Regions from separate parts of the Mus musculus genome. Here regions 2 and 3 are each linked to region 1. Evidence: chromatin loops called from intact Hi-C (ENCODE). Cell type or tissue: heart. All regions are shown on one strand.

Region 1 (8,000 bases):
TCTGTACCAAAGCGATTGGTGCACACACCGGGACTTGTAGCAGTCTTGAAGCTGTGCTCTTCCGTGGATGTAGATTTGAAACAAGATCACCTAGGCTATCCCAGGGGAAAGAATAGCAGCCTGGTACAGATATGCTGTACATAGAAAACATAATTGAATAGATCTGCTCTTCTATGCTGATGGGAAGACAATGTTCCTTTAAGCACAGTGTATCTTTATCCACCCGACATGGGTCTTGGCACCACCGCTTCTAAAAGGCAGCACAAAGAGCACCTATTGGATCGTTCCTCAGATATCAAAAATGATTAGACACATAAAGGTACATTTAGCTGAAGTTTAACATAGAGGAAGTGAGTGGCAGGGAGAGCAGGCGTCTGGGCTGCAGTGTGTGTTTTGACCTTGTAGATATTTCCGAAAAGGCCATTTAAAGACAATGGCAGGAGGAAGTCCATTTATGGCCTTCAGCGGGCCAGTGTCAATGGGATCTAACCCTCCCTGTGCTTGCCAGATCCTGTGATAACAGAGACAGCTGGAAGGTCAAAAATAAGAAGAAACTTTAGATGTGCTGCCAAGTATTTCCTTGATGTGGGAAGGCGGGGCCCAGGGAAATTACTCTCCTGACATTTGCCTTCAGGATGCAAGGCAGTGTGCTCAGCTGCAGAGGCTTCAATCTTAGGTGCAATACTACTACTAATAATAAAAAAGTCACTCGCCTGGTATATTTTAATCCTATCTGTATTTTGGTCCAAGAGTCATTCAGGGAAAGTAAATGAAAGCATAGACTGACTCGTGGATCACTGGCCTCAAATTATTTTCAAAGCATTGCTTAGAAACATTGTTATAGTCTAGAGAATCTGGGCTTTAGTTTCCCAAAGGCCTGCATACAAATTCTGGCTGACTTTAGGACTTACAAGCTATGAATTGTTATCAACCTCAAAGTCCTCACTTGGAAATCAAATCCAGGACTGGAAAGATCCGTGTGTGTGTGTGTGTGTGTGTGTGTGTGTGTGTGTGTGTGTGTGTGTGTGCACATGTGTGCCTGTCAGCCCTCTGTCTTTCTGTCTCTGTAGATATGAATTACATGAGTGATTTTAGATTATAAAATGGAAGACAGGATGAAGATTCAGTCCAGCCTATAATTCGAGCTGAATTGAGCAAGGATAGTAGATTTTCCAATTGTCTAACTTGCCCTTAGTAGCAGCCAAATAGAGAAGGCCTCAGCAAACTGTGCCCACAAGCCAAGGTCAGCCATCCTGCCTTTGAAATAATGTTTTTGTTGGATCCATTCATTGATGCCTGTACATGCTTTCTTCTGAGACCATAGAGCAAAGTACTTGTGACAGTGACCATCTGGACTCTTGTCTAAAATGCTACTTTCTCATTGACTGTCATAGAAAGCATCCATTGACTCCTGAGACTGAAGCTGTATAGAACTCAAATAACATAATCATGCCACTACCTCCATCTTTAATGCCTGTGTTCTCCTAAGGCAAAAAAGACAATAGAAGATACAAACAGAATTGATTTTCCAGGAGCCTCAGATTTTTAACCATTTCTCCTAGCAAGCCCCCTTCTCCTTCCTCCATGTCCAACCTCATAGAATCACCCCAGCTTCTGTCTGTTGGTCTAAGAACCAGCAAGCTTAGCTGCTAAGTTGGAATGTGGGACATGTGGGTGCTATGAACAGCCCTTACCTGCCTTCCCGGAGAACTGATTTTATAGAAAGTAAAGTAACTGTGCAAAAGCAACGAAGCTATTAAGATCAAGTTGGAACTCCAAAGAAACCTTTAGTCTGCTTTTGGCCACCATAATGCCCACTTGGTGAAGCCTAATTTTCCCCCCAACCAATCTGGGGTGTTCAGAATAGAAATTTGGCAGGTTTCATTTTGCTTGGAACCTGAAATTCTAGAGTCAGACCTGCCTTTGGTCCTTTGGTCCATAATAACCTGGATGTGTCCCAATTTCTCCAAGGCATTCATTGCTTTCGTTTTGCACAAATTAGGGGGTGTGTGTGTGTAACGAGAGCTTTCTTGGATGATAGTGAAGAGATACCATATCAATCAATTGTTCTCCAACACCACTCCTGTTACACACCACCTGCCAAACTTTCCGAACACTCAAGCTCTATCCTCAGGGCAGGGAAAGCAGAATGTTAAGGTGAAGGTGTGAGCAAAATCATTACGAGGGGAACTCTAAATGATTCTATTGTGAAGTCTGGGCTAAATAGGATGTTTAGAGGTGCTTGCAGGATTGTGACTCAGAGTCGGTCATCAGTCAAGGGCAGCTTATAGTGTGGCCGTCATGTGACACTTACCCAGGGCTGCCAATCCTGCTACAAGCTCTGACTTAACCCACGGTGACAAATAGCTTCAGGTGAAAGTGTCGTTCCACCCACATAATGTACTGCCACCCCAAGGCTTAATGCCCTCCTTAAATCAAACATGGTGACAGTTGCTGACTCTTCTACTTGAAGTCAGTCCCAAATGTGGGTGGTTGTTGCTTCTGGGACAATTGGAGTTAGACACTAACACCTATGAATACACAGGGATTTGGGCCCAAAGAATCCAGCAAACATGGTGCCTGGCCTTTGCGTACCACCAGCTACTTGTACGATGGGTGAGATTTGACTAAAGCTCCTCAGACTGATCTTCTACTCAACTTTCCTTCCATAGACTCAGCAGTGTATGAGTGTGTGTGTGTGTGTGTGTGTGTGTGTGTGTGTGTGTGTGTGTGTGTTAACTAAGGGATTTGCATTCTGATTTCTGGGTCCCAGGTGGCCTTGTTTTAGTCTAGACTGCAGTTAATTCAAAACCAGTACCCAAAACGGTACATTTGGAAGGTAACTCAAGAAACCAGGACAGAAAAAAGCAATAGTAAGTGAAAGAGAAATAGCATAAATACAAAGTGTTCCACATAAATCTCACCACAACAGGGAGCAACTGCAGACTCCCCTTCTTCTCCACTGGAGATTTGCCTCAAAATGATCAGTCTGGGAAAGGGAAAACAAGAAGTTTCAACCCTCTTTAGCGGGAACAACCCTTCCTTTTAGCATTGAACTCCCAAACAATCCAAACTTAAAAACTGAACGACTTGTCATGGGTCAGCCATCCAGAACCCATGGCAGCAATAACACCCTGCACAAATGAGGTAGAATTGTTTGTGTACACAGGGGGCATCCTGTGAGGAGCTACAACAGCCGCCCACACCATCCCTCCAGGGCAGATGCCCCGGGGATGAGGTACAGCACCCACATCACCCAGTGACTGATCTCAGATCCCAAACATGACACCCAGGAGACTGGACTTCCCCAATTGGGAGATCAAACCAAAGCTGCTGCGAGGTCTTCCTTAGGGTCCTCTGCCCTCCATCACTGGAAGATGCAAACTCTAGACATGGGTCATCGTAGCATTCCTATTCTATTCATCCCAGTATTCCTACACAGGCAATAATCGTCCCGAAGGCGATAGTCTCCTGAAGACCAAAGTCATGATGAGAAATGGTTTAAGAGGCGTGGGTGTGAAGTCTAAATGAAGCGAATGGGCTAGGAAAAACAAAATTCCCAGAATGCAAAGCAAACCCCAACAATACTAATAGGCAGCAGAGAACAAGTCACAGCCATGACTCTAGGGCCTTTGCTTAAGCAGACTGGCTGCTACTGCCGAAGTCGGAGCAGAGGAAAGATTTTCCTGGTTGGAGGAACAGGGAGGGAACGCAGCTCTTCTCAGGGATTCAAGGAAACATTCATTAAGAAGGGCAGCAGGATACCCGAGAGCTGTGCCTTTGGTTGTCCCAGAGAAATGAAAGCTGAGAAGCACAGCTCCCCGCTTGTGAGGTGAAGTAGCTTAGCAATTGAAAGACAGCGAGCCATCCGCCCGGAGCAATTATGTTTTCATTATTATTCCCAAGCTGCTGTGTCACAAATCACATTTTCCGTCCCGGGGCATGTCGGTGCACAGCTGCTGATTGCAGGTCCCATCCCTGCACCAGCTGACTGCTCCAGCCTGGCCCTGGGAGCAGCAAGCTGGTGGCTCATTAACCGCAATACCTGCTCACTGACAGCAAACCCAGCGGAACAGATGCCGCGGATTTAAGGACGTTCTCCCCCATTAGAAATGAATACCAAGTTAGGTGCTTTTTCTCCTTTTTCTTCTTCTTCTTCTTCTTTTTTTTTTTTTTTTTTTTTTTTTACTATCAAACTCCTGTTGGGATTTTTCGGGAAAGACCGTGAAGCTCTTGTAGATTTTCCTGTCGATCTGCGTTACAGCTCAGCTGAGACTATTAAAGATGGGCACAGCTTTGATTCGCAGGCACAACTACAAACACACCCAAGCGCCCCTAGCTTTAAAACTGGGAATTTAAATTGCCCAAGCTTTCGATAGTTAGAAGGCCACCATGCTTGTGCTGCCATCGTGTGGCTGATTCCGGAACTGCATCGGAATCGGACCACCAAATTCGACTCGACAAGGACTAATTTGGGCTTCCTCTGCTTTCTCCTCTCTAGTCCTCACTGTCTGCCCCCTGCTCTTTTGAAACAGCTTCTGCTTTGAAGTAGTCTAGTAAAGAAGAAGAAGAAAAGTGGGAGAGAAGTCAATTAGCTAGGTCCCACTGTTTGCAAGTCGGTGTTCATGGGGCTTAGCGTACCTTTCAGTGGTTAATCCTCACAAAAGCCCTCTGTGGCAAAAGCTGTTATTGACAAACAGTCCTCAAAAGAAGCTCACTCCGGATCCAACATTCTTGATCCCTCCATTAGGTGAATTCAAAGTCAAAACTGAGTTCTCTAGAACTTGCAGACTGCGTTTAAAGGCACAAGGTTAATTAAAATGTAGTTCACCTTTTAAGTTAAAAATAAATGTCCTTTAAGCTAAAAAACATTATTTTAGAAACTTAATGTATTACTACCACATCTTTAAGGTCTGATCTGTTGTCTCTAATCTGTAATTTATAGGTTAATGATTTTCATTCTGTAGATAATAGTTTATAAATAAAACAGGTACAAATATTTTTCTCATGATCTCACACTTCTTTGTGGGCCTTCTGTTTCACTCAGAATTTTGAGAACTATTACTACTGAATGTGAATATAATCGAGGCTGGAAATCTTATGTCATCTTTCACAGTCTTGGTTTCCTGCATTGTTTAGAATGGTCCCTTAAGGGGCTAGAGAAGTGGCTCCCTGGTTAGCAGTGCTTACTATTTTGCAGTTTGGAAGACCAGGTGCAGTTCCCAGCACCCACGGAGTGGCCCCCAATCCTCTGGAACTCCAGTTCCAGGTTATCTGATCCCACTTCTGACTGCATTCACCTAAAATCATTTGCTATGAGATTGTGGGTCCTGGTTATGTCAGAAGCAACACTCATAAAATCTCAGTGTGAGCTGAACAGGGACAAAATAGACGTGTTAATGGGGATGGGAGGAGGACCAGGGGGCCTCAACCCTACCCAAAGACCTACCGGTAACTGAGGGATGCTGAGACTGGGAGAAACAGTCTTCTACAGGAAGATATATCAATTAGATATCCAGTAGTATCAAATAGCCCTAAAAGCATGCATACAGGTAGCATTAAACAGACTGAGCAGGCATTAGTTCTCCTGATCCATGGGAGAAGAGTCATTTACATACGGCTCTGTTATTCCCCTAAGGAGGTCTATGGTCTACCCTCTAGGAGGAATCTCCCTGGCCTTGACTGAGGGTCTCAAGCAGCACAGACAAAGTTGCCAAAAGATTACCCCTGTTGTCAAGACATGGTTATTCTCAGTTACATGGCGAAGGTTAAAGGGCGGGGAGAATCCCAAAAGGTATTAACTATATCCCTTAATACTGATGTCATACAAAGAAACTTACTGATTGCTTTTTATATGCCAAGGCTTGGAACTAGATAAAAAATAAATGAATAAAGATTTCTCCTATGTTTTCAAAAAGCCATATTTGAGGTGAGGGAGTGGGTGGATAGGTGAACTAGTAGAAAAAAAGAAACAAAGGCCTGGCCACAATATTCTAATGGCCTCCAGTGATGTAGAGTGGAATCTGTTTAGGTGGCTCAAGGATGTGGTTAAGAGGGGTGGATGCTTGGTGAGGGTCTCATCCAACTCAGACAGATAAAGGTGTGTGATAACTCTTTGGTGTGTCCTGTCTGTGCTCCCAAGTATGCAAGCTGACCCGGTCCCCCCAAAACAATCGAGTCAGATGCCACAGAGGTGGAGGAGTCTCTGGTAGAAAGGACGCATGGAAGACTAGAGGGAAGAAGTTGCTTATAGACATCCCACTCTTCTTTTCTGTACTCAAGTGATGACACAGGCAAACACTCGAGGCAGAATTTCCCAAGGACAACACACTCCCTGTCCCAGGAAACAGGAGCTCACACCCTGAATAAAGGTTCTGCTTCATGCTGCTGCGCCACCCTGTCCCGCCTCCTTCCTGACACAAGGGTGCAGTTTGTTTGAAAGCTGATCTCCACTGGAGGCTTCAAGGAAGGGGACACAACACTGCCAAAGATCCTGCCTGTTCTGTTTCAGCTGTAGCTGACGTTTTGTCTGTCCGCACCGATGAAGTCATGAAGATCACACAATCAGTGGCAAGATGATATTTTCTGTGATAATTTTCTGTGCTTGAAAAATAGGAAAGCTAAGTCTAAGGGATTCTGAGAGCTGCAGCCACACCAAGGCAGGTATCTTGGTTTAACTCTGGAGGGAAAGAAGGCTCAGAGAGGTGATATAATCCAGTCATGTTTGCACAGCATGCACACTCTGCCTCAAAAGGAAACTTAGGAATTTCTCACTGCCCTGTCATTTTTTCAGGGGAAGGAGGAAGGGGTCCTTTGGATAAAATATGCTATTTCTTTTTACAGTCATCAAAAACAAGACCATTGACAGTATTCTTTCCTCCAGGGGGTGAAGGTTTCTAAGCCATTCTACAGCAAACTACAAAACAGGAAGCCTTCTCAAATCCAGAAGAGTCTCAATCAAGGAAAGCTGGTTAGGAGAGGAAGGCCTCCATGAAGACAATTGTCCTTCAGTGTCCCTGTATCCTGATTGTTTTTCCTCCTACCTGGTCCCAAACATCATCTAAATGGAGATGGTGGGGGCACAGCACAGGGCTTATACAGCCAGATTCTCTCTGCTCTTCTCTGTCTAGATCATAACTGTTTGCAGAGAGCAATTGTTTTTCCTGGTAAATAGAAAATAGTCTTGCACTACAAGGAAAATAAAACCACCATTTCTACTCTACCTGGGGAAAACAATCCAGTTAACTCTGGGGACTTACTTTAAAGAGCCCATCATTGTTTTGACTCCAACATGTGCTTAGACATTACTCCTAGTAAGATGGTCTTCTACTTCTATTAACTCCCTTACAACTTTAATGAAGGAGGGACGGTTCGGCGCCTATTTTCTTAAATCCCTTCTATCACAAAAGGTCAGCATGCATTAGCAGAAATATAAATGCATCCTCACATTCTCTGAATGATGTCAAGCTGTTCCTTACTCACATGTTAAACACAGACGCATCACTTTATCACAGGGGAAAGACAGATCAACTCAAATATTTCCCCAACTCGTGGCCACCTAAGCGAGTGTGGAATGGAATATGAGGCTGGCAAGAGCTTAGTTCAGGCCTCAAAGCCACCACCTGATAGAGAATCGTCCTAGAGAGTTATGGTTTATATATGATTTGACACCAAAGACTTGTTCCCACTGTCATGGTGCCGAGAAGTGGGAGGAAGTGGGTATCACTGGGAGGTAACTAGGTTGTAATTAGATTGTATCTGGGGACCGGGTTAGTTTCCGGAAGAGTGGGTGTTATGAAGCAAGCTGACTTTGTGCTTTTGCTTTCCTCTACACTTACTGGATACACACTCCGACCGTGCGATGTCATTCATCCCACTCTGGGGAAGCAGAAGGCATTGGAAGGGTGTGTCCACTCGACGTCGGCCTTTTCAGCTTCTAAAGTAAACAAAAGCAGCACCTTTTCCTCATAAAGGGTCCAAGCTAAGGTGTGTCTAAGACA
Region 2 (8,000 bases), 240 kb before region 1:
ACATTCTGGCCACAAAGTGAGGATGGACTGAAGAAGCAAGACTTGGTAGATAAGAAGCCATTTGGGAAGTAGACATTTTCATTTAGAGACTATAAAACCAAAAATACTTGTCAATCATAGAATTCTTTTGGAGGAATCATGGGACACAAAGGGCAGAAGTTTTTAAGATACCAGAAATGAGGCTGCACAGGTGGTTTAGCAGTTATCAGCCCTTGCTGCTTTTATAGAGGACCAGTTTCATTCCTAGCATTCATGCCTAATGGTTTACAATCACTTATGCTTCTAGCTTCCATGACTTAGTATAGTCTTCTGGCCTCTGTGGGCACTCACATGTAGCATGCCTCCAACTCTCATCAATACTATGGTACCAGTCATCAATACCATCCTTCTACATAGTATCTGAGTCAGAAATAAGTTTTATAACTGCAAGGGCATGGTTGTACATACTTATACTCTGAACATTTAGGAGTAAGAGGCAGGAATATCAGGAGTCCAGACCAGCCTCTAATGCATAGTAATTGTGAAGCCATTTTGGGCCACTCCATCTCTCCGTACATATATATATATATATATATATATATATATATATATATATATATATATATATAAATCAACCCAAATTAAAGCAGAACTATGGGAAGACCTACTCATAAAAAGTTTCCAGAAATGCCAAGGAGAACATTCCAAATGACTGAAGATAGGAATTACATGTCACCCTTCTCCAGTTACCAAACTTATAAACAGGCCCTTTCCCTCCTTCAATTTCAATTCAAATGTCCACATCGTCTGCCAACTGGCCCAGGGTTGTAATGAATAGCCAGTACCACATGCCTGTTTTCTCCAGCTGTAGCCTTCCTCTAACCTGTTCTCTTTCCTGACAGCTCTCATTCATTTCTTCTGGAGTGTGTACCACCTACCCTGCTTCGTTTTTTTCAATTCATGGAAATGAATCAGATCTGTGATGGCGTCATTCAAAAGAGAAAGCTAATTAAAAAGGTCCCCTTTCCTTCCTTTCAGAGACCTTGCAGTAGTTTCCCCTTTTAGGAGACACAAGCCAGGAAGGAAGTTCTTCAGCACATCTGTGAATAGGGGTGCTGGCTCCAGTCTGGAGGAAGCTGAGTGATGACCATTCCTGGTTAAGATTGTAGGTCCCAGGAGATAACATTTCCAGCTGCTTTGTCTTTCCCAAGGTCAGGATGAACCAAATAACCACAGGGTACTCCAAGCAGAAGCACCAAGATAAACACGAACATTAACTGGAGCATCATCGTGACTGAGTTGTAACCTGCATGGAAGGATTATCATGATAGTAAGCACAAATACTTCGGGTACTGTTATTGTCAGGGCCCTGTGTAGGTATTCTACATGGGTCCATTCCTTTTTATATTCCTGTCTGCCAAAGATCTCCCATTTCAAAGATGTAAAGCTAATGTATAAAAAGTCAACCAACTAGCTCAAGGTTATTGAATCAGGCACTGTCTGCACTAGAATCCGAACTTGGTCTCTTTGGTTTGTGGCACATCTCCTTCACCCACTTTATTGCTTGCTGATCCACTCTTTTCCCCCAGGACTTGGACACACAAGTAACTATAACTCAGTTTGAACTGGCAAGAAGGAAATCGTGGCCAAACAGGACTACTAATATTGTAGGGATCCAAAGAAAACAGAAGAACATTTGAATCAATTACTAATGTTTTAAAATTGTGCCAATTCACATAAAAGTACATCCTATTTTCATTTATTTTTAAGGAGGTTTGGGAAAGACTACACTTGGTATTGCAAAGCAACAGTTGGTTACGTTATTTTGACTGAACCTTGCTGTCTTTAGTCGGCATCTGGTTTCCCCTCTCCCAACTGAATCAGTTGACTTTGTGTTTCTCCTCATCTAATTCGCTTACTCTACCACCTGACAACATATAGAAAGTCTTGTGAGTTTGTGAATCTTGCTTTGTAGTGAGATGACCTAGCTTTTAGTCCATAGTGAAGCTGTACTATATTATCTTTGGGAAAAATCCCTAAATATGTCCAAGCTCAATATTCCTTCTTTAAAAAATAATTGAGAAGATGTTCTTGGGTGATCACACCTGAGTAAGAGGACAAGAGTCAAGGCCTGAGTTCAGGTACTAGAATCCACGTACTGGCCAGAAATGGCCACAAATTTCTGGAATCCCAGAGCTGAGGGTAAGACACAGAGATTGGGAGTTCCAGTAGGAGCTTATTGGCCAGGCATTTTAGCTAAAAAATACATTTCAGCTTGGAATTCAAAGAGTGATTCTATAATGGGACATTCACTATTCTTCTCTAGTCTTTGTGTATGTCCATAGGAGTGCAGGAGTGCACACACACACACACACACACACACACACACACACACACACACCACAAATAAAGGGAGTAATATTAGAGCTAGTTTGTCTGTGTATTGGGTAGAAAGAGTGCCTCTCATGTCTGTCTATGGCTGCTGTTAGCCATGTTAAGGTAAGTTGGTTGGTGACCTTGAATGCAAAAAGCCACCATTAACTCTTGACAATCAAATGATGATAGTTTCTAAAGCACTTTATGTTTCAAAATTGCATCTACCTATAATGACTTATTAGCTGCTCAGAAAAGCTGTCAGTGGTGGTACATAGTATAGGCTGTATACTCTGCCATAGGCTGTTGCTTTCTCTAAAACTGGAAACTTAAAATTAATAATTTATCTACTTTTGTCCAACCATGAAATTTCTGAGTTGCTATGAGACTAAATCTGAATCACCTTCGGCAGACTTGTCTTCCAAGACATTGTGATGTTTTGTTCTAAGTAGTTTCAGCCACAGATGCCAAAGTTCTCTCTTGAGTCATCATTTGACATTGGGCTTTCAGAATCTCAAAAGAAAACTTGAACATCATTACAGTAGACTCAGAAATGCTCTAGGCAATGAACTCTGGCACTTATACTATCGTCTGCCATTGACTACAGCGTAAAGCCTCAACTGCTTTACTCTTAGTATACTCAGAGTGTTACAGAGATAAAGTTACCTGCTCAGCCAACTTCACTACATTGCTATGAAACTACTGAGAAATCAGAGACAGCACAATGTCACTAAGTTACTGTTAGGGTATGGATATCTTAGCCTCTTAATAAAACACTAAACCTCTTTCCTTTTTAAATAAAACGTTCTCATGTATTTCAGACTGGCCTCTACTTCTAATCTATCTCCACTTCCTGAGTGCTGAGATTATTGGTGCATGCCAGAATGTCTGTTTTTATGTGGTGTTAGGTATGGAACGCAGGGCATCATACATGTTATGCAAACACTCTACAGACCACATTACATATCTAGCAAGATTAAGTTTTCTAAGGATGTCGTGGGACATTTTTCTTTATTCATGCAGAGGTATATGAACTATCTTTACAGTAACATATTGGTCATCAGGAAGTTTCCGATAGGGTGGCAGAAAAAGGAAATTGGTGGGTTAAAGAATAAACCACCAACAAAAGAGTACACATGGGGGAACTCATGGCTCCAGATGCATATGTAGCAGAGGATGGCCTAGTCGGTTATCAATAGGAGGAGAAGCCCTTGGTCCCATGAAGGCTCTATGCCCCAGTGTAGGGAAATGCCAGGGCCAGGAAGCAGGAGTGGGTGGGTTGGTGAACAGGGGGAGGGGATAGGGTTTTTTTTGGAGGGGAAACTAGGGAAGGGAATAACATTTGAAATGTAAATAAAGAAAATACCTAATTAAAAAACAGCAAAAAAAAAAAAGAATTGTTAAGAAAAACAAATAAGAATGTTGTTAAAATTGAATATTCTTTTTCTTTTATGTGTGGGTACCCATACATGAGACTTTACAGGGTGCACATCCATGACAGATCCCAAGTCCAGACTGTCATGGCAAAAAGTTAATGATGAACTGAAGGAAAACTCTGGGATTAGAGGAAGAAGATGTGGCCCTAAATTTTGCACAGATCTTTAGAAACTGTATCCAAATTGAGTGACTTTATTTTCTGGCCTTCATTAGATTGTCATGATGAAAACAGGTTTTGGAAGTAATGTCTCTAGTAGAGGCTGTCCCTCTCATGACCTTTCTTACACAAAAGTTTTCACGATAGCTTTTAACCAGTGTTGCCTTTCCCCTCCTTCTCTGTCTATTCTTCTGTTGCTTTAGTGATTCTAGTAAGCTGAGTTTTCTTCCCCTCACCCCAAATCATCCTGACTACTTGAGGACATTTCTTCTCCTTATGCTGAAAATCCCCAAGAAGTAAATGGAGGGTCTTACCAGCAAGATTTACATAGTGTTACTTGGTTTCTGCCTTGGGAGCTAATGTGACAGGAAGTGTTTGAATGAGCTGTGCTGTCCTTACAGAGGCTCAGACTGGATCCAAGAAGAAAAAAAAAATGTGGTCAAACTAAACAAACAAACGGCTCACTGGAGAATGGGAAAGAAAAAAAAAAAGAAAGAACTGGCCGCTTGTTCTTTTTCTAGCTAATGAATTGAATTGATGCAGGAACTTCATCGTGTTCTCAGGGAAATCCTGTTGGCTGGGTCTCACTCCTCAGAACTACTAAATTTAGGTCACAGCTCAGTGGAGAACAATTACAGATCCTTAATAAAAGATAATTTACCCAGTGACAGCCAGCAAGACAGCTGGGCAGGCGTTCTTATTTTCTTGCTAATGTTGTGGGGGCTGGGGACCCTGTGTCGGGCTACGTGTTGACAGAAGGTTATGTTCTGACCTTGCACATCCGTTGGCTCATCTGCAGTGTGGTGTATGCCACCCCAAGTGATCCGAATGACTGAAAGCTACCCTGTATGGTTTTCTCTTCTCTTAGCCCCCTCCCCCCTTTAGTTTTTAATTTAGTTTTATAGTTTATAATCAGAGTCTCATGTAGACCAGGTTGGCCTTAAATCTTCTCTGTATCCCTGAAAATCTGATCTTGCCTTTACTCCCCAAGTTCTGAGATTTTAGGTGGGTACCTCCACGGCCAGTGTATGCACTGCTAGAAATCAAGCCAGAGAGCTTCGTGCAACATTGAGTTTTCTGCATCATGCTACAGTGAAAAGAAGCTGAGAAAGGACAGTTATATAGTGCAGGAAGAAGGAAGTAAGAAGGCATATTGTGCCTGCTTTTGAGTTCCTGGCACTTACCCGCCTAGCTTTCCTTCCATGTACTGCCTCTGCTCTTAAACCATGCTGGGTCTCCCGAAGGCGTTCACATCCTTCACTGTCTATGTCCTTGTTAACTCTTCTCCCTAATCTCTCCCCCCTTTGAATAGTCCATTGCTGATTTAAAACTTAGGCTATTTGTAATCTTTTTTTTTTTTTTTTTGAAACTTTCCTGTCACTCTTCAAGACATGATGTGACATCTTCATGTGCCTTGCCTTGATGTTCTTCATTAGAATGCTACCGGTCAAGTACAGACTATGCCATCATATTTTTGGTGTCTAGGATCATAAAACATCATGTTCTTGGTGTCTCGGTATAACACACTGCATTGAAGTCTCAGTCCTAATGACGTCTTGTTCCTGAACACAATAGGCATTCCCACGTGATACTCTCCCAATGTTAGCTGAATGCTTCTCTTTTCTGAGAGTTCTCTAGGAATTGTGTGCAATGGATTTTGACCATTATCATGTTCATACTGTGATCTCATTCCAGATGTATTCCCCAGTCCCTACCCACCCAACACTGTATTTGTCTTTTGAAAAACTGAAGTCTGTATATTGTGCTGCACATATATTCCTGGGCATGTGGCCTTACTCTGGAGCTATACCCTTAAAACCTTGACTCTTCCTCTCCCAGGATCTTTCAGTCACCAAGAGCTCTTTTTTTCTTTTTTCTTTTTTGGTTTTTGGTTTTTTTCAAGACAGGGTTTCTCTGTGTAGCCCTGGCTGTCCTGGAACTCACTCTGTAGACCAGGCTGGCCTAAAACTCAGAAATCTGCCTGCCTCTGCCTCCCAAGTGCTGGGATTAAAGACATGTGCCACCAGCCACCACCAACTGGCTATAGCTCTTTAGATAGGGAAAGACTCCATGCTTTCCTACACTCTCCATACTGTGATTTTGTTTGAAACGGGCTCCTGCAGACCTTGCATGTACTGTCATAGTTACTGTGTGTTTATATGGTCATCTACTCTGTTGTATTCAGACAACACTGTTCCCTCACAGTTCCTTAATCCACCACCTGCAGCACTTATAGTCTTACTGCCTCTGCCCAACCAATGGTCCGTGAACCAGAGGAGGGATGGCCCTGGGAGTAGGGATGCTACATAGATGTTTTATTTTGGGTTGAACATCACATTGTAACCTTCTTCTCCCTTTTGATGAGTTGTTTCTTCTCAGTATACCCGTGGGGTTGTGGGTGAATTTGTCCCTCTTAAAGGGATAAGACGTTCTCATTCCTCTCTGTACAATTCTGGAATTTCTTGTCGTTTGTTTCCTGAAAGCCTAAGGAAAACACAATCTTTAGTTTGGGAACCAGACCTTCCATTACTGTGTGCATCCTCTCTAGGATGCCTGGATGTGCTGTCCCACCTGCCTTCACACCAGTGTACAGTCTTTCTCATTGGAGGAAGATTTACATGAGCATGGGTTTCCAGATCTACTCTTCTTTGTTCTTATTTACAAACAGTTTTGGATAGCATTTGTAAACATTAATCCTTTTTCTTTCATTTCATTTCATTTGCTTATCCCTTGCTTATTCTTCACACAATGACTGAGTTCTCACATTCTTCTAAGATCCACCTCTATCCTCCTTTCCAGAGCACTCAGTGGCTACTTCTAACAATGTCCTCACTCTTCAGTGTTTGCAAACGTTTCTTGATTCTGAGCACTTAGAAAGTAGGAATTAAGGATTACTGAGCAGCTTAGACAATCATTTAAAACAAATATATTTTTAATGAACTAATACATGTAAATGAATGAGCTATGAAAATGTAAGCAGGGATAAAGGAAGAGTGAAATTAACTTTACAGTTTTTACCTTATCTCAGTCACAGAGCCTAAGATTAAAAATGTAAGTGACAACCAATCTTGAAAAGAATATATAGAATGGGAACCTTTATCCTCTGTTGGTAGAATGGCAAAGTGGGGTGATTATGTTATAAATTAATGTCGAGAATCTCCTAAATGCCAAAAATTTATACTATATGACCCACACATACCCCTCCTTGTTATATACCCAAAGGACTCAATATTCTACTACAGAGATATTTGCTCAACTATACTCATTGCGACTTTATTTACAGAATTATAGAATGAAAGCAGCCTAGATATCAATCAACCAATGAATAAACAATGAAATCTTTATAAAATATATAAAAAATGGAATTACATTCTAGTATAAAGAAACATGAAATTTATAAGTAATGGATGGAAACTGGAGCTATTATACTAAGTGAGCAACACAGATCTTCAAAAAAACCCAAATGCCACATATTCTTTCTTATCCATGGATCCCAGCTTTGAAAGGTTGAGGTGGGTAGGGAAAATGGGTGTGTACAAACAGTTTAAATATTCATGTATGAAATCCTCAAGTCATGAAAAGTAAAAATATGAATACATGCTCAGCAGTCAAGATCACAACTTGAAATTGTTACAGAAACAATGGAAAAATACTCAGATATGTGGTCTAAGAAGTTAGAACTCTATTTATATTTATAATTAGTATAAATTTATACAAGTTTAGTAAGACTGGGGAGGAAAGATTAAAAAGAGTATGTAATTTTATCTACCTATGCTTAATACAATCTCGCAATACATTGGGAAATTTTCTGGAATATCAAGCTTAGTTTCCCAATGCAGTATATAGTAATTTCACACCTTAGTGTAAAGTTTTCTACCTTATGAGTTTTAGTATGAATTTGCTATGTGATTTCAAAGTACTCTAAGGGATATTTTGAAGGTCAAGTGAAAGAAAAATATGAAAAGACGAATCTCTTGATTTATACTGAAAATGTTGAGCTTCTTTTCTTTCCCCCAGAACTATCCCAAGCTGGAGATATGGATGGACATTTAAA
Region 3 (8,000 bases), 1.6 Mb before region 1:
TGTTTACAGTAGCAGGCCTGAATTCATTCATTCATTACATTTGGAAGCCTCAAATCCAATCCAAATGTCATATGTTACTCCTATAACCTTCATGTCACTATTGTACCAGCACACACATCTTAGCTAGTAGGTCTGTAGATTACAGAGTTGGCAGCAGGAATACCATTGATTTTGTTTTCTCCCATAGTGGCCTGCATAGCATTACAGATATTAGCGAATTAATAGGAAGTTATGAGGTTAGTTCCAGACTTGCTTTTCTATGTTCTACAACAGAAGTATATTGTATCTTTGGCAATATACTCTCCCTATTTAGTTCTGATTGGCAACCAAGAGCAGTGGCAATAGTTTATGTCATTCAGAGGGAACTCTAGGATCTCTCTGACTGATAACTCATGGTAAAATATCCCTGACATGGTACTAAGTTTTTAATTTAGTAAGTTGTGTCTTCTAGAGTAATCATTATGCCCTTGCAAGTATATGTGCATGCAAGTGCAAACTCCTATTTTATAAATTATATTTTAATGAGTTTATAAAAAGTGGGTTTCTATTGAGGTTTTACATATTTGTTTAGTGTTTTCCAAACTAATATCCACCCCTCCTCTTCCTTTACTTTCCCCCCCATATCCACTTAAAGTTTTAACTCCTATAATCTTTTCTTTTATTTTCATATCATATGTTTATATGTGTTCTACTATGTTCTCTCTAAATGGGGTTTCTTTCTTTCTTTCTTTCTTTCTTTCTTTCTTTCTTTCTTTCTTCCTTCCTTCCTTCCTTCCTTCCTTCCTTCCTTCCTTCCTTTCATCTTTTGGAAGAGGAGTGTTGAGACAGGGTTTCTCTGTGTAGGCCTGGCTGTCCTGGAACTCTGTAGACCAGGCTGCCCTCAAACTCACAAAGATCTGCCTGCCTCTCCACCCCTAGAGCTGGGATTAAAGTTGTATTCCATCACCATCAAGCTAAAGACGGTTTCTTAAGAGGTTCATTTAATGGAGTGTTCCTTGGATCCTGGGGTATACAAATGAGTCTGTAAGTAAAGAGCCAATGGTTGCTAATCTATATGACATGTTTGCTTTTGTTTCACATACTGAGGCTAGAAATTTCATGTAATCTGTCAATGATCATTTGAGGATTTAAGTCTGAAGGAGAATTCAGGTGGCAGTGTATTCTGGGTTGTGGTGGAGACCAAAGGGATGCTTAGAAATGAGAAAGGACCTCCCTATGTTACATTGTCTATAAAAGGAGAGCTCACAGTCAAGAAAGGTTTTACAAGTCTAGCCTTCCCCTTACTCTGACTTCTAAGGATCATCATAACCTTGCTCTGGGGACAGTCTCTCAGGGCTCATCACTCTCTCTTTGCTTAAATGGACTGCTTCAGGAGCAATAATGATGAAGTCTGACCACATTGCCAAGTATACTGAGCGAAAAGCTTTCCCCTCACAGCCTGATGCTTTCAAAAATCATAGACATGTCATATATAACAGTGGTTATTCCTGGAGTATGTGGCTTTGTGGTATGTGGTATGGGATAGATGTTTCAAATAATAACTATTCTGAGAATATACTCGAAGAAGAGAAGCAGTTGAGACTCAGCCAAATCAAAAGATATGTGCAAAAATCAGTTTATCTAGAAACCAACAATGCTCCACACTTCTCATTTATAAAGCACTCCTAGACCTAATATGCATTGTACATCAGCCTAAAACAAACACTTTCTAAGGACCCTTGTCAGCTGGATGAACTACCATAGGAAAAAGAGTAAAGCACAGAAGACTCATCTATACTCCTACAGAGGGACATGAAAACACTCTGCCATTCGGTGGTATTTCTGTCTAGTAGTCTCAGTCTGGAAATCTGCTCTCTAAAGAAATTTCAAAAGTAGTTTCTCTTGAAAAGTAATTAGGGAGCCAGATTTTTTAATGCTTTCCATTTATTTGTAGAAAGAGAGTGTTTTTTTAGTTTACTTACTTATTATTATTTTTCAAACGTGCTCATTCCCAGTTTCCTCTCTGTAAACATCTCATTCCATCTTCACTTTCCTTTGCCTCTAATAGGGTACTCTCCCACCCACCTACCCAATCCTGCCTCACCTCTTTAGCACCCTCCTTCGATGGTACAACAGGCCTCCAGAAGACCAAGCATCTCTGCTCCTGTTGATGCCAGATAAGGCAATCCTCTCCTACATATGTAGTGGGAGCCATGGACTTACCCATGTATACTCTTTGCTTGGCTTGGTCCCTGGAGAGACCAGTTAGTTGATACTGTTTTTTTCCCCCTATAGGGTTGCAGTCCCCTTCAGCTCCTTCAGTCCTTCCATAACTTTATTTCTTATACAGTATGTCTGAAATATTTCTTCCATTTGAGGTATTGATTAACTACTTTTCAACATGAAAAAAAAAAACCTTAAATTCCTTAGATGTCAATCTTCTAAAGGTAACTTAAACATCACAGGCGGGGAGAGTTAGTATATTACTGAAGGCAATGCACTGAAGTTGGGGCTCAAGATACCCAACAGAAATGACTGTTCTGTTCCTAGCATCGCTTCGGTTCTATATTTTCGTCAGCTTCTGTACCAGTTTCCTATCAGATTCTTTTGTTTTTGATGAAAGCCAGCTTTGAAATTTTGCCATCCCAAATTACTTGGATACTTAACTGATTACTGAGAGGCAGTCAAATGGAAGTTGGTAATCTGTGCCAAATTACGAAGACAGTGATCAGAACTAGGGACACTCTCAGAACAAGGATGCTCCAAAGATCCAAAGAGCCGAGTTACCTTTTCTAGAGCTAAGGGTTTGGATTGATCATTTTCAAATGACTGAAGAAATGCTTTGTTTAAAAAGAAAAAAAAAAAACAGTAAATTGAGCATAAAGGTAGAATTTAGGTGTCCTTGTGAAACAAGAGAGACACCTGCTTTGGGAAAAACTGGAGAAAGAACCTCAAAGTCATAGGGAGGTTTAGAGCAAATGCTGTTTGGCATAGAATGGATGTGGTGAGTACCAACAGGCATGCTCCTACCTGTGGAATACAGACTGCTTGGCCACTTGGTGGAGGTGTTGGAGAAGGTATTATGTATCACCATAGAGTTGAGCTCTGTGACCTGACAGTGCCTTTGAACTCTGAAATATTATAAGCCTACAAATTTAAATCTAGTCTATTCTGGCTGAGGAGCTTTGCAGGGTAAGGTGGAACTTTCAGTAAAAGAAAAACAAAATCCAAAGAAATGGTCTTTAATACCAAAAGACTAGAATCACTGAATGTTGTAGCTAACACAGAACTTACCAGAGGTCTCCTCAACTGCCCCTCACTCTAAAAATGCTCATGCACAGGCCTTGAGAGTTTAAATGACCTAAGCAAACTGACATCATGTGGGAGTTCAGATTTCAAATGAGAGTTGAGATAAATATACATATGTTCCACAGAACTCTTCCAGGAAACTCTATTTTAAGAGAGCTGTAATAATCCACTCTTCCAATATTTTGTTTACATATAAAGCACACTTGGCTCTTTTTGTTCAATTTGTCAATGATTCATGATAATCAAAGGGTTGAAAAGCTCATTGGAAATTGTCTTTACGTCCAATGATACCTTTACGTTTCTGAGAAAAGTTTAGGAGCTTGTGCAAGCTTGTTTTTTCTCCTTCTGTAACAAGACAGTCTAAGAAAAACAAACTTAGTGGGTGGGTGAAAATATTTGTTTGATTTATACTTCCAGGGTATAGTCCATAATTGAGTAAAGTCAGGGTAGAAACTGAAGCCATAGAGGAGTACTACTTACTGGTTAAGTCTCTGGCTTCCTCATCTGCCTAAGGATAGTGCCATTCACTGTACTGGATTTTCTCATTCTGATTATTAACCAAGACAATCTGTCACAGATAAAACAACAGACTCACTCACCTGATGCAAGGAAATTCTTCAGTTTCAGCGTTTCAAGGTGAATTTAAGTGCTATTAATAAAAATAATAAACAATAAACTAAACAGGACAGGAGTGGATCAGTAAATTAGCAAGATTTTTAGAATGGCTCCAGACAATCATTCCTAAATTTGCCTGGAAAGACAATTTGTAGGGTCCTTAGGGGGGATTGAAATGAGCTTGAAGAATCTGATTACAGGTAACAGTCATCCTCTCTTGGCATACAGCCAACCTAAAAGCCTTTGAATAACTTCCCATACTCACAATGGGGTAGAGGATGGAGGCTGTACCAGCGATTTCTCATTGTGAGAGCTTTGAGAAAAGTTCCTACCACAAGCACCTTTGTGGATTTGTAAAACAGCCAAAAGCAATCCAAATAACCGTGATGGGATAATCCTGGAAATATCTTTAAAACACCAACTTTGAAATAAATTGAGAAGATTACACAGAGTCCTAAAAGTCTCCACACTAGAGGGAAATGGTCAGTCTGTTCTGGGTCCCCTAGTTCTAATGTGAGTTCACATCTATAGGCACTGAACTCCTGAATCCAATGCTACTTATACTAACTTACTCAGTGAAAGCAGATAGTTCATTAATAATCAGCATGTGTAGAAGCCTGTCACATGGCAATGACCAAGGCTTGTGTTTCTCATCGGGAGGAAGGACAGAGACAATCCCGGGTAAAACATAAGTGTATCTCTTTGAACTCTCTGATCAGAAGGAAATAACACATTTTCAAATTTATCTTTAAGGTTCTAATATAGATTTGATTGATATCTTCTATAATTCATCCAGGTTTTTCCCATGATATACCATACACTCCACAATTTAAAGCTGAACTGTGATTCTGGGACATTCCATCATTATAGGCACCTATAAACTGGTTGTTTCTTCTCCTGCAAATACACCCACTGACAGTGGTATAGATGTGTGAATGTGGAGTATACAAGTCAAAGTATAATTTTAGAACTGTATCTTTCACATTAGTAAGACAATTTACTTCACTTAACCAGGATCCAATTTGTTTAACTAGAGAGAAAGTGTCTTGCTTTGGTGAGCAATGCTGCCCCAGAATACATGAGTTGCTAAATGACAGTCTCAGCACCAGGCATTCAAAAGCAAGGCAGGCTAATGTCATTGCCTAGCATAACTAGATTGCAAAACCTTTGGTTGAATACACGATATATTTCAGATGCAGTACCTAGAGAAATAAACCTTGAATGACCATGAAACTGTTTTCCTGTTGGTCAGCTTACATAGTGCCAGAAGATGCTGTGCAGGCTGCTGAGGACAGAGGGGGAGGGAAAAAGAGGAAGAAGAAGAAGAGAGAGTGAGCATACATATAAGATGCCTATAGCAATGTTTGCTATGTGTATGTATTTAATGCCAGTTGACATTATCAACATATTATTTCTTTTTGTTTCTTTCCAAAAATTTGAGAAATCACTTGAATAAGGCTAAGTGAAAGAGACCTGTAGCAGTTGAAAGCGCTGGGGATTCAGTCAAGGTTTTAGCTCTGGGAAGATTTACCAATTAACTCTAGACTGGCACCAGAGTTACATGTATTCCTGCTTAGACCTGCTCTCCTGTAAAATATCATGGAATATAATTACATGCTTTAATTGAATATAACACCAGTTAACTTAGTGAGTAATTTTTGCAATATGTGTAATGTTTTCTGTCACTCCCTATTCTTTTCAATGCAGCTTAATTTAGCCCACAGCTTTCTACCACTACAAGCTTTAGAAATGGGTTTTCCCCAGTCTCTGTGTTTGTGCTTAATTGCATCTTTATTTCTTTGAGAAAGGAAGGGAAATGGAGAAAGGAAAGGGGATGGGGAGGAATCACAGCACACCTTAACATTACTATTGCTTATAACTTTTGCTTTTAAGTTTGGGTAATTAAACTCAATAAAGGTTATATGAATATATACTCTAGAGCAGAGAGAAATAATCAATGAGGAGAGAAAAGAAGAATAAAAAGAAAATTCTTAAAGACCTCTAGATTCAGCAAGTTGCCCTAAGTCTTTAGGTTCTTAATGCTGAGAAGGCCGGGACAACAGGTCCTGCCTCCAAAACACATCATCTTTCATGTCTGTCAATTTCCTGCACACCCACACTGCTTTCACATAAATGGGGACTTGAAACTTTTAGTATCACTTGAGAAGAAAACCTCCTAAATAATAATAATGAAATGATCAGGAATAAACGTCCAACTTGAATTAGTATTCTAGCTTACATCTAATTCCCTTGTTACAGACATGTTTGCTTACTGAGATTTAAAGACATGCAAAATGGTCTTTATGTTTTCTTTATATTCAGTGGTCAGTAAAAGAAAGTCAAACAAACTAGAACAGAACAAGTTCTTAACTTTTAGTGGAAAATTTCATCCTTTCCTTAATTTTGAGTGGTATTGAACATCTTAAATTCAAATTTGTACAAAGGAATCCATACTAAAACTTAACATTGAAAGAGTGTATCTTTTATCTTGGAAATTAAACAGCAAACTTCCTCCAGAGCCAAACTATATAATCTACAGACAAGTTCTTTTTTGATCTATTCAATGTGAGTGGTAGATCCTTGTCATTTTACAATTTGTAAAGAGTGTTACGGTTTGTAAAGAGCTTCTTAGGACAGGGAGGCAGGAGTGGGTGGATGGGTGGGGAACACCCTCATAGAAGCAGGGCAAGGGGATGGGATAGGGGGCTTCAGGGGGCCAGAGATAACATTCAAAATGTAAATAAAGAAAATATCCAAGAAAAAAGAAAAAAGGAGTTTCTTGTCTGAGAAGGGCTAAGAGATAGGCTGGCTATGACACATCATAGGTACTAGCGAAGAGAGATGAAATAAAGCTCTTGGAACATGAGTTGAGGAGCAATTACACAAAGGTCATTGCCAATATTAGAAATGAGCAAACCAAAACTAGAGTAATTAGTTCTAGTCCACATTAAAACTACAGATAGATGGCTATGGTCAAGATCAAGATGGAAGAAACACAGAGTGATGTGACATTCCATACGAGTCAAGGAAAGTACAAGAAGAAGGAATTCAAGACGATTTGAACTTGAAAATGTGATATATAATACAACTTGGGAAAATGAAAGTCTTTTTTTTTTTTTTTAATTCTCCTTTGGCCAAGAATCATGACTACAGAACCTCCCTTGAGAGTGGGGTTTGGTGAGTCGCCTGGACAGCAGGACTGCTGGCAAAAGTTTTTTGTAAACCTCTCCTTAGGACTGGCTCTGGATAAGTTTGGCAAACAAAAATCACTGTAATAGTAGACCCCAGCCCTCGAGGAATCTATTTTTAGGTGTTATTTCTCAACTATAAATTTTAATCCATTACATTTTATATTATATTGCCTGCAAATAAAACTTCCCTAGGGCTTATATACACATACATACATGTATATGTATATCTATTTATACATATATGTCAATAAACACCAACACTAATATTATTATCTATATTCCCTACTTGTTTTACCCTGGTTATATTCCACCATTGAAGGAAGTCAAAGTAGGAACTCAAGGAAAAAAGACCTGTCTTGCTTTCTAACTCACTTATTAACAGGCTAATATTTAGCTAGATTTCTTACATGTCCCAGGACTACCTGAGTAGAGATGCTGCTGTCCACAGTGACTGAGTCTTTATAAACCAATTAATAAGCAAGATAACTATATATAAATATGCTCACAGACCATATTCTAGGCCTAGAAAATGCATAAATGGAAGCTTTTCTCTCAGATGACTCTAGGTTATGTCAAGTTAACAAATTTCATATTTTATTTATATTTTATATATATTTATGTATTATATAGTTATTTATACTTTATAAAGGAAACCAAGGGTCCAGGTTATTTAACCTTGTTGATCTTTCTGTGGAGTCCCTATCCACTTAGGGTCCCTCAATTCTCCCCGCAACTCTTCCACAAACTCCCTGAGTTCCATCTATTGTGGATCTTTTCATCTGTTTCAATCAGCTGCTGGAAAGAGCCTCTCAGAGAACAGTTATGTTAGACTACCATCAGAGAGCATAACGGAGTATCATTAAGAATGTCAGGAATTGGTTCTTGTTCACTGAATAGGTCTCAAGT

The links. Peaks named below come from ENCODE experiments on the same cell type or tissue, not always from the same donor. Only the 100,000 strongest peaks of a DNase experiment are listed, where the experiment ranks them.
Region 2: a loop joins it to region 1, with 6 times the contacts of the local background. A loop is called at or near these places in 17 of 42 quality-filtered maps.
Region 3: it touches region 1 in a loop (4-fold over the local background); 6 of 42 quality-filtered maps call a loop at or near these places.

Annotation. Positions count from the first base shown.
Region 1 is chr15:61,154,115-61,162,114 of GRCm38, reverse strand. Gm38563 (a long non-coding RNA gene) reads right to left here and starts at 4,958. Exons shown (of 3, transcript XR_875374.2): 1 at 2,925-4,958. RefSeq lists an enhancer at 3,384-4,478. In heart, a CTCF peak has its summit at 4,378 (motif pointing left); DNase peaks (open chromatin) are centred at 524 and 4,404; H3K4me3 peaks cover 993 bases; H3K27ac peaks cover 911 bases.
Region 2 is chr15:61,392,082-61,400,081 of GRCm38, reverse strand. No RefSeq gene overlaps it. Among named protein-coding and RNA genes, the nearest start is that of Gm24696, 38 kb to the right of the region's middle. In heart, no CTCF peak of the experiment used is centred here; DNase peaks (open chromatin) are centred at 1,071 and 4,651; H3K27ac peaks cover 807 bases.
Region 3 is chr15:62,798,016-62,806,015 of GRCm38, reverse strand. No RefSeq gene overlaps it. Among named protein-coding and RNA genes, the nearest start is that of Gm22521, 8.8 kb to the right of the region's middle. In heart, a CTCF peak has its summit at 3,034 (motif pointing right); no DNase peak of the experiment used is centred here.